Regions from separate parts of the Homo sapiens genome. Here region 2 is linked to region 1. A link is a loop called in an ENCODE intact Hi-C map of the cell type or tissue named here. Cell type or tissue: heart right ventricle. All regions are shown on one strand. Links, peaks and the distances in the headings refer to the core of each region. The heading gives the core; the rest is flanking DNA. Region 1 overlaps PRKG1 (protein kinase cGMP-dependent 1). Region 2 overlaps PRKG1 (protein kinase cGMP-dependent 1).

Evidence for each region. Peaks named below come from ENCODE experiments on the same cell type or tissue, not always from the same donor. Only the 100,000 strongest peaks of a DNase experiment are listed, where the experiment ranks them.
Region 2: it touches region 1 in a loop (7-fold over the local background); 2 of 110 quality-filtered maps call a loop at or near these places.

What each region holds. Positions count from the first base shown.
Region 1 is chr10:51,649,935-51,655,329 of GRCh38, reverse strand. The region is part of intron 3 of PRKG1 (protein kinase cGMP-dependent 1); the gene reads right to left. Among named protein-coding and RNA genes, the nearest start is that of CSTF2T, 47 kb to the left of the region's middle. In heart right ventricle, for the core only: no CTCF peak of the experiment used is centred there; no DNase peak of the experiment used is centred there.
Region 2 is chr10:51,784,303-51,789,697 of GRCh38, reverse strand. All of the region lies in intron 3 of PRKG1 (protein kinase cGMP-dependent 1), which reads right to left. Among named protein-coding and RNA genes, the nearest start is that of CSTF2T, 87 kb to the right of the region's middle. In heart right ventricle, for the core only: no CTCF peak of the experiment used is centred there; no DNase peak of the experiment used is centred there.

The DNA of each region.
Region 1 (5,395 bases), core at 220-5,219:
TCCTGGTTAGGTTCATTTGCTACAGAATCTTATGTATAACCAGTATATTTTTAATATTAAATTTCTCTCTTCCTGTGACCCCCAAATTCAGATTTCTATGAAACATGAATCCAGTGGATTTGGAAACTTGAGAATGAACAAAGTAAAGTTCTTCCAGGCTCACTGCCTAATTTCAATTAAGCCCTCCTTGATTTAGTTTAGATACTGGGCATGTGGCCCAGGACTTAATTTCACGGTTATAATAAATCATGTGCACCATCAGCAGTGTCTTCTCCAATCAAGATTTACACACTTGTATAGAGTCTAACAAGTAACCCAAGATGGGAGGAAAAATACAGAAATTCTAAACTGGGCTGAAATAATTTCCTCACAAAAGATTGAAAAGCTTATTGAAATCTCTTGATTGTTTTGTTTCTAACAAGAAGACATGCACCCAGTAGGAGGGTATTTGTGTACACTGTCAGCTTCCTCATGCTTAAAATGTGCAGAGAAATTTAGAACAGTGAACAGAGATGAGAAACCGAAATAATTAAAGTTTAAACATTAATCAAAAAATTTGGAATTATCCAAATCTGAGTAAAAGAATAAATAGGTGATTTATTAACTTTTAAAAATATAAAAAGTATGAAGAATATGTTATCCAACTGTCCATTTTTAGCTATTAAAATAGGTTTAAATTCACAGAGATGACACAAGGAAAACCTTATTTTAAAGATATGGTAGATTCTATTAATAAGCAGCCTCCTGAGTTTGGTTGTGTGTGTGTGTGTGTTTTTCTTTCCTTAAATAAATCTCAAAACTAATAAAAAACCATAGAAGACCATGAATAACCAAAGGAATCTTCAGCAAAATGCACTAAGCTGAAGGTATCACACTACCTTCTTTGAAGATACATGACGAAGCTACAGTAACCAATACAAAATAGAACTGGCATGAAAGCAGAACATAGATGAAAGGAATAGAATCGAGAGCTCAGAACTAAATCCACATATTTACAGTCAATTAAACTTTGAAAAGGTACCAAGAACACACAACTAGAAAAGGACAGTCTTTTCAATAAATGATATTGGGGAAATTGAATATCCAGAAGCAGAAGAATGAAATTGGATCCTTGTCTTACACCATATACAAATATTAATTCAAAATGGATTAAAGACTTAGATATAAAACCTAAAATTATAAAACCTCTAGAAGAAAACATAGGCAAAAAGTTTCTTGACATTGATCTGGGCAGTGATTTTTTTTTAATATGACCCGAAAAGCAGAGGAAACAAAAACAAAAATAGACTCAAACTAAAAAGCTTCTGCATGGCAAAGTAAACAACAGAATGAACACATAATCTTGGAATTGGGAGAAAATAATTGCAAACTATACATCTGATAAAATATTCATATTCAAAATATATAGGGAACTCAACCTTAGCAAGAAAACAAATAATCTGATTTTAAAAATAGGCAAAGAGGCCAGCTGTGGTGGCTCATGCCTGTAATCCTAGCACTTTCGGATGCCAAGGCAGGTGGATCACTTGAGGCCAGGAGTTCCAGACCAGCCTGGCCAACATGGTGAAACCCCACCTCTGTTAAAAACACAAAAAATTAGCCAGGCATGGTGATACATGCCTGTAGTCCCAGCTACTTGGGAGGCTGAGGCAAGAGAATTGCTTGAACTCGGGAGGCAGAGATTGCAGTGAGCTGAGATCACACCACTGCACTCCAGCCTGGGCAACAGGGCGAGACTCTACAAAGGAAAAAAAAGAAAGAAAAAAATAGTCAGAGAAAAGAAAATAAGCAAAGGACTTGAACAGATATTTCTCAAAAGAAGAAGACATATAAATGGCCAATAGTTATACGAAAAATTGCTAAATATCATTAATCATCAGGGAAATGGAAATCAAAACCTCAATGTGATATTACCTCCCACCTTTTAAAATGTCTACTATCAAAAAAGACAAAAGATCAGTGTTGTTGAGGATGTGGAGAAAAGGGAATCCTTGTACACTGTTTGTGGGAATGTAGATTGGCACAGCCATAATCAAAAACACTGTGGAGATTGCTAAAAAAAATTAAAAATAGAACTACCATATGATCCAGCAATCCCACTTCTGGGCATATATCCAAAGGAAATGAAATCAGTATGTAGAAAACATATCTACACTCTGTGTTATTACAGCACTATTCACAAAAGCTAAGATATGGAATCAACCTAAGTGTCTGCAAAGGGATGAATGAATAAAGAAATGTATATATACACACTATGAAATACTATTTGGTTTTAATAAAGGGGAAATCTTGTCATTTGTGACAACATGAATGCACCTGGAGAACATTATACTAAGTGAAATAAGCTAGGCACAGAAGACAAATACCACATGATTTCACTTATATATGGAAGCTAAAAATGTTGAATTCGTAGAAACAGAGAGTAGAATAGAGGCTGGAGAGGAGTAGTAGGAGAAGAGGAGATGTTGATCAAAGGGCTCAAAGTTTCAATTAGACAGGAGGAATAGGTTGTAGTGATCTGTTGCACGGCATGGTGACTGTAGTTAATAGTAATGCATATTTCAAAATTGCTAAAGTAATAGATTTTAAATATTCTTACCACAAAAAGATATGATAGATATGTTAATTACCTTGATTTAATCACTCCACAATGTATTCATATATCAAAACATTACTTTGTATCCTATAAATATATACAATTATTTGTCAATTAAAAATAAAATAATTTAAAAATTAAAAAGGCCAAATGACAAAAAATTTTATAAAGAAATGGGATCGATGACATGAGAAGTGCTTTGCTAGGAGCTCTGGAAAAGTTCTTTCTTGATGTTCCCTCCAAAGTATCTGGTAATGACTCTTTCCCTCTTTTTCTAAAATCTATATTTAAGAGATGCTAAACTTGTTTAGCCAGCAGTTTGAGGATGTTAACCCTACCTTTGAATTTCCAATTACAAGCCAATCAATTTCCCTATACTTTAAAGAATAAGTCTGAGACAGCTTTTTTTTTTAATTTGTGTCAGAAATCACTTAACTAACATTAGTGATTATTTCCTTAAACAAAAAATATTAACATCATTCCATTAGTGCTATTATATCGGAATCCTTTCGTTAACTATCAAAGGAGTTGTAATAGTATAATATATATAATAGTTTTGTGGTTATAGTTCAGTTGTGGCCAGTTTTATATTAAGCCTAAAGCTTTTCTTTCCAGAAGAAGATATCTCTTAAAATAAAGTTATTACTAACAGCAGAAACTCAATTCTTGTTAAATACATAGACAAATTTAAAGCTAATGATAAAGTTTGAGCTGGAAATCTCTTCTCTAAACTAAATAATGTAATTCAATTTAAGTATTTATGGAACACATCTATTAAAAGCTTTACAGGACACAAAGTTGTTGTTGTTAATGATGCTATCATTCAAATATTTACTGTTTATTAGAAGTAAGGGCTGGGCACGGTGGCTCATACCTGTAATCCCAGCACTTTGGGAGGCTGAGGCAGGTGGATCACGAGGTCAAGAGATCGAGACAATTCCGGCCAACATGGTGAAACCCTGTCTTTACTAAAAACACAAAAATTAGCTGGGCATGGTGACGTGCACCTGTAGTCCCAGCTACTCGGGAGGCTGAGGCAGGAGAATCGCTTGAACCTGGGAGGCAGAGGTTGCAGTGAGCCAGGATGGCGCCACTGTACTCCAGCCTGGTGACAGAGCAAAACTCTGACTAAATTAAAAAAAAAAAAAAGTAAGATCTGTAAAATTTTTGTGCCAATCATGTGCCAAATATGAGGGAAATAGAATGCTAAGGGGGTCCAAAGAAGAGAGAAATCACTCTTCTAGGGGAGTAGTAAGAAGAAAATCAAAGGAGACTTCCTAGAGGAAGTGACATTTGACCTGGAACAGGGGTAACCTATAGGTAAACAAGAGGGAAGGGCATCCCACCATAGGCAAAAGGATATCATACAGAACAGAAAAGTAGGGAAGTACAGGTTGTGTCAGAGGAGGACTGAGTCATTTGATTAGACTGGGGAGTAATATGAATTGAAAGGACTAGTGGAAAATGGCCTAGAAAGGAAGGCTACTGTCAGATTGTGAAAGCCTTTGAATATCATGCCTGAGGTTATGAAATTCCTTAGGTATGAGATGGAAACCAATGACAGTTTCCAAGAAGTCAGTGGTATAATCAGTATAGTATTGATATTCTGAGGTGTTTGATTCTTAGTTTCAAGGGCCGTCTTGTGCATTGTAGAATGTTTAGCAGAATCCCTGGCCTTTACCCATTGGACTTCAATAACATCTCTTGCTCCAGCCTGAGTTGTGACAACCACGAATGTCTACAGACATTGCCAAGTCTCCTGGAGGGTACAATCGCCCCCAGTTGAGAACTACAAATGTAAAACGAGTTTTAGGACAGATACTTTTGGTGAGATCACAGGTACCAGTGATTACACAGTAGGCAACTGATGAGTCCAGTTGAACTAAAGTGAATTGACAGAGATGGGGACAGTTGGAGGTAGGGTGGGGGTAACATCTCAGGGAAGTGCTAATGAAAGCCTTGCCTAAGGCAGCAGCAGTGGAAATGGGAAAGACAACAGGAATCAATACAGTGTTAGTGATATTATTATTTTCTAAAATATTCCCAAACTTATTTGATCACAGAAACCTACATAATGCTCATCAATATCCCATGGAACACACTCTAGGAAATGTTATGTTACATGATTAAAGCTTAGATTTAAAATTAATTAGTTTCAATTACAATACATTAACAAATAAGGCAAAGATAATAGTTTGAAAGTCAACACTGAATTCTTTAATACTCTAAGAACTAAGAGTAATGTGTTTTCATTGGTTTTAGCGTTGCTAATTAATTTTGTCAACGGTTATACAAGAAAATTTTTTCTCTAACTCACATGAAAAGATACTATGCTTAGTATGTAGGGGATATAATGATTCTAGGAAAGGGACTCTTATCAAGGAGTACACAATTGAGATGAGATAAAAAGTAAAACAATATTAGAGAGCCAAGATTCCAATTCAACAAAAACCATGAGGTTTCATGACATGGTACACGATTAAGCAGCAAATGGACTGAAGAGAAAACAAGTCCAGATTCCACAAGAGGGAAAAAGCACGGCAGGCTGGATAGGTTCTCTCCTGAGCACCTCGTGAATACCAGGGCTATGCTTTATACTGGTTGGTAAAATTCTGACCTCTAGGAGTTGTTGGTCTATTCCAGTTCACTAAAGAAAAAGCCTTAACCCAGAGGCTGAGAGATGAGGATAGTTAGACCTAGAGAGAAGATGGTGACTCTCGGGCCGGCACCATAGGCAAGAGACCTACGTAGTCTCACAGGACTCTTCACTAAAAAGGGCCATATACTTGGTTTAATGTT
Region 2 (5,395 bases), core at 286-5,285, 130 kb before region 1:
AAGGCTATAAATGTTTGCTGAATGAATAACTCATACATATTCCTGTCTGGTGCTCTTAGGCATAAATGTCTCCTAACTCTTCATTTTAGGGTAGCCCTTAATTCCATCATAAACAGGCCTCATATAATTCAATTGATGTCAAAACCCAGAAACATTCTAGAATCAATAATATTAAACAGATGATCTGTGATTTTTTAGAAAAGGAATCAGAGGCTGAGTGGCCATTGACTAATGAGATCCATTTGCAATAGGCTCTTCAACATGTAGGAGGGTCCATCTCACATCAGTGAAGCTCCAAACACCTCACATTTTGAGATTCGGTCAAAAGCTTCAGCCTCTGGCAAGCTACTGAGATAGAGTTTGTGGCAACCCTCTCATGATGACACAATTTCCTGCAGGTGGGCCATTTTTAACAGTGTGCCTACTTCAAAAATATCTGCACATGTTTGGTAAATGTCATTGCACATCTGTGCATAACAACAGATTTTGGCTTGAACCTCATTAGGAAAATGAGTATTACATCTGTAAGTCCTTTTGTCAGTTGGATAGGCTGTATCCCTAAATACTACACCAAGATGCTGACAACATATGCTTACATATTTGCTGAAATTCAAGCAAACATCTTTAAAAAGTCATGCTAATAACCATTCCTTACAAGTTAAACGATGTGACTTTAACTCAGAAACATTATTAAAATGTATTCTCCCAAAGGAGGGATTTTCCTTTTCCTAGTCAGTTCTTAGAATGCTTCTCTTTCTGCAAACAGTGTACATATGCCAGAAGCCATATATTTGACATATCCTTAATTAATCTCATTTCTTGAAGGGAAAATGAAGCATCAAGATTATATGTCTATTAGCCCCCTGCTGTAACTCTCCTGCAGAGCTCACTGTTGACATGCTTTAGAAGTTTCCATTTTTGTCATATACCTCTACATCACCTCAGTTCGCTGCCACCTTAAGGCTAGACTCCACAGCCATAATTTGTGAACCCTTTCAAGTTCTCACTAAATATGAAAACAATGTTTCTATCTAGGTCCCGTTAAGAAAGTATATGACAAGGCTGCTTAAAAGAAACAGATGGAATACTATTTGGCGTTTATTTTCTAGGCGCTAGTAGACTTTGAAATAGAAATGTCCCATTTTGGCCCATTTTCTCTTTAGTAAATTATATGTCATTCTCTAAGTTTGGCAGAATTCTGGGAAAAAAATCACCAGGAAAAGGAGCTCTCTAACAGCCTTCTCTGCTGGCAGATGACATCAAGAAATGTCAAGTGAGCTCAGCTGTTTTACATTTTCAAAATTGTCTGCTTTGGCACATTATGAGAATGCCATTTTCCTTCTTGTGATTTTTCTAGTCTGGAAGACACATAGTGTTGCAAAGAAAATTGATCATTCAACAATGATTAGAAAAATAAGCTGTAATTGACACGAATGCAGAGGTTGATTGTATGATTATGCAATATGAAAACTGATCATCCTTATTTACACAGGTGAAAGACACAGTGGAATCTGTATTTTACAAAAGGATCACTGGTATCTTCCATAGGAAAAAAATCTGAATGACTTCTAGAAAGATTCTGTTTAAACACACTAAACATACTCCTTTTTCATGCATTGAGCATTCTCTCCACACAATAGCACCAATTGTGAGTGTACAACACAATGATACTCAGAGTGTTATCGAGTCTCCCTAATGACTTGCTCAACTACATAAACCCAAAGGTCGGTTGACACATTATTCACCTTTCTCCTCCAGTCCTTCCATCAAATTCCAGTTGTAACTAAGTATGTTTCTCTTTGTGTCATCTCCTCATGCCTGCCTCACCTCATAGGTAATAAGCCTCAAAACTGAGTTATTCTGAAGGTTGATTGTAATAAGTAGTTTGTGAACTTTTGTTTTTTAAAATAAGAGCAAAAGATAATATTTAATAATTGTTTTGATAAGAACTTCCCAAATTCTGACTTTAATAAACTCTGCCCTTGGTTAACATAATTGCGCCAACTCCTTCAGCAGGGAATGGCAGACCAGGGATAGTCAAATATTTGCTCGCACCATTTGAGAATGTATACTTACTAAATGGAGGTGAAGATAGGTATAAATATACACAGCAGAGTTACTTCTAAACTCTTAAGCCTGGCCACTACTGAGGCTTCCATGGATGTGTTGTTGTTCTGCCAGCAGCATCTCTTCCTTGGGGAACTACCATGCTGGGTAATGTAATTCCAGTGCCCAGTCCCTGCCCATCCCTGGTCCTCCTTTAAGTATGATTGATTAAGTTACATTGTTGCTTAGACTAGATTGAATCTGGTCTCTGTCTCAAGCCCATGAAGGGGTCCTCAATACCTTACATATTGCTAATTCTGACATAAGCACAGGGCTCTTATTTATATATGCATAATACAGAAAGGATAATAAACTCTGAAAGCTTGAAGCCATTTGAACAAAATTTGACAATTTTCATAGGGCTTTACTTAAAAGGCTTTAACTTTTTGAAACAATACTTAGATAAAAACAGGTTACAATTCAATTTTATCAGTAGACAAAAGGCTTAGAGGGATTAACTTATTTTATGAAGATTATCCAACCAAAGGTTCAGCTATAGAGCTCATCTTCTGTAAGTCCTTCAAGGACATTCCCAATTCATATCACATAATTTTAACCACAATGACCAAAAATGTTCAGATCAATATTTTACTGATTTAATATTTATATTTTCTAAATCGTAAACCTGGAATGCATAACCTTATACACAGTAAATTATTTTAAAGGCAAATTACTTAAGGATGGACATATTTCTAGAAATCTTAAAGCAGTCTGACTGAATTTCTTGAAAGTTATGACTAAGTGGTAAGGATCTCAAGACACTAAGTAGAAACATTAGTAAGTGTTGATACAAGAAGGAAAATACTAAGTCACAAGTAAAGCTTGAAAGTAATGAAATATTTGTTCCACAATACATATTTAGGAAATATTAAATGCCAAGTAATATAGCTATGACAGTGAGCAAGACACATATATTTCCTCTTCTAAAAGTTTGCAATGGTTTAGTAGAAGAGAGATCAATAAAGAAAGCAATATCAATATAGTGTGGTGAGTGCCAGGCTCAACTGACGTATTCAGAGTGTGTGGGGAGCCTCCCACAGGAACATCAAACCTAGCCCTAGTGGTGAGGGAAGAGTTCCCCATGGAAAAAGTGCTTACAGTTAGGCCTGGAAGAGGAGGAGCTACACAAGTGAAGAAAAGAAGGCTGGTCAAATTCCTGATGCAAACAAAGCTAGCAAAACCTTACTTTATAACTCTAGAAATAAAAAATCCTATTTCCTTATTTCCTTTTATTGAGTCCCATCCCCAAAATCAAGATACTCTTTATCGAGCTCAAGGCCACACACTCCTAAAACATATCCAAGGCGTCTCACCACTCAGCCGAGAAATAACAGATCCACCAGCCTAGATTGCTCTACTGCCAAATGTTCTATCACCTAGTCAGCAATTTAGTAGATCTTAGCCAAAAATTAATAAGTTATCAACAAACTTTCCACCTTCTCTGACTTCATTGATACTGTTTATTCCATTCTGATACTTCACATCTCTAACAATTGACTCTATACATTCTGGAAATAATGTTAGCTACAGATTTACAGGAATTTCAGATCTATTTTCTTGGGCATAACTAATGCCACCTGCTTCAAAGATGCAGCAAACTCTGAAAGGTGGAGACAGTACAGCTCAGGTTCTATAACTCCTATGTCATTACTAGCTACAGATGCGTTATTATGTTGTATAGACAATACAAGTTATGATCTTAAGTAACTATTGATCTATTTATCTATATTGGCTGAATGAGATATCTCCCAGTCACCGACAAAAGTAGTAATGAGTGCTTTCTTAATCATACTATGTCCTTATCAATTTGGTTTTATGTATTTAAACATGGCGTGAGACCATCATGTTTATTCAAATACAGACATGTATTGAGCATGGCATCATGTTGACAGGAGCCATCAGCTGAAGTACACCTTAGTTCACTGTAGACTCTACTATGCAGAGTTGGCAGATAATCAACAAAATCTGCCTTGATTCTTAATGTTACTGGTATCTTGTCTCCACTTAGTATTGTGAAAAAGGAATGTAAAATCTTCAACGTCAATCAATAATATAATAGATAGACATTAAGTTGTTACAAGTTGCGTTCAAGTAGAAAGCCAGGAATATGTTTTAGGATTCCAATTTTGTCATTCTGTTTTTCTTTTTACCAGCTCTTCAGCTTCCCTGATCAGTGTTTTCCATACATTTTGTTTTTCTTTTCTTGTTATTCCAACCAGGAAACAGTAACAAAGAACAAGAAAAACGTCCATGGTCAGGGTTATGCCACAGTAACAGTGGACAGAGGTTTATGCAAAAGACAAACATGGAAACCTGGAAACACTAGAGGTTATACTCAAAATCACTCCTGATCTTCCCTTCACATTTCATGCACTGGTTCCCACTGACCAATTCTCAAACTTGAGAATGGGTAGAGGCAGGAGAACAAACTTAGTCTTTTTAGGATATTTATTAAAAAAAAAAAAAAGAAGAAGAAATCAAGAAGCTATTTCTAACGAGGACTTGTTATGTTCCCAAATATCTTAATATAATAACAATCAAATTGCAATTTTATGGCCTAAAGAAGGAAGAAAGAATAACAACCCTAGTAAGCAACTTGGATTCTAAAAAAAATGAGAAGAAAATTTATTTTAATTAGTCATAGTCTTTACACTAATTGCTCACCTGTCACAAATTAGCCTTTTTCCATTAATAATACACTTGGCCTTTTAATATTAAAAAGGAAAGATGAGAGGCAAAAACAAAAATGAATGTAATTTTTTATTCCAAAAGCTATGATTATTTTTCAAGCTAAATTTATTGACACTAATGAAACCATAGAGTCATATTTAGATTTAGGGAACTGTTTCTTATTTCCAGGGAAGGAAGTTCAATACTGTAATCATATTGTAGGTGAATGCCTGAATAAAGCATGTAGACTAAGGGTAGCTTATCAGAAGTAGATACAGTCACAGTTCAATTGGGTTGCTCCAATAACTAGCAAAGTGACAATCATTTCAGGATTTACACCAAATATAAAACACACTGGAACTGATTTTTTTCTTAAACAAGTAAAAAACTATTCTGGTTTCCTTAGAAATGTCCCAGGGTAAAACTATTCATCCTTTCTGGCAGGTAGAAGTTGTTGTTTTGTTTTGCTTTTTAACTTTGAAAGAGATGACCAACGTATGCTTCTGGTTTAAGAACACCAGAACACACACGAGCTGATGCTTAAAATCCAGTGGGACAGCTACATATGTGTACTGCATTGAAATACCATGAGGAAAAAGGCATTCCATGGGCAATTTTC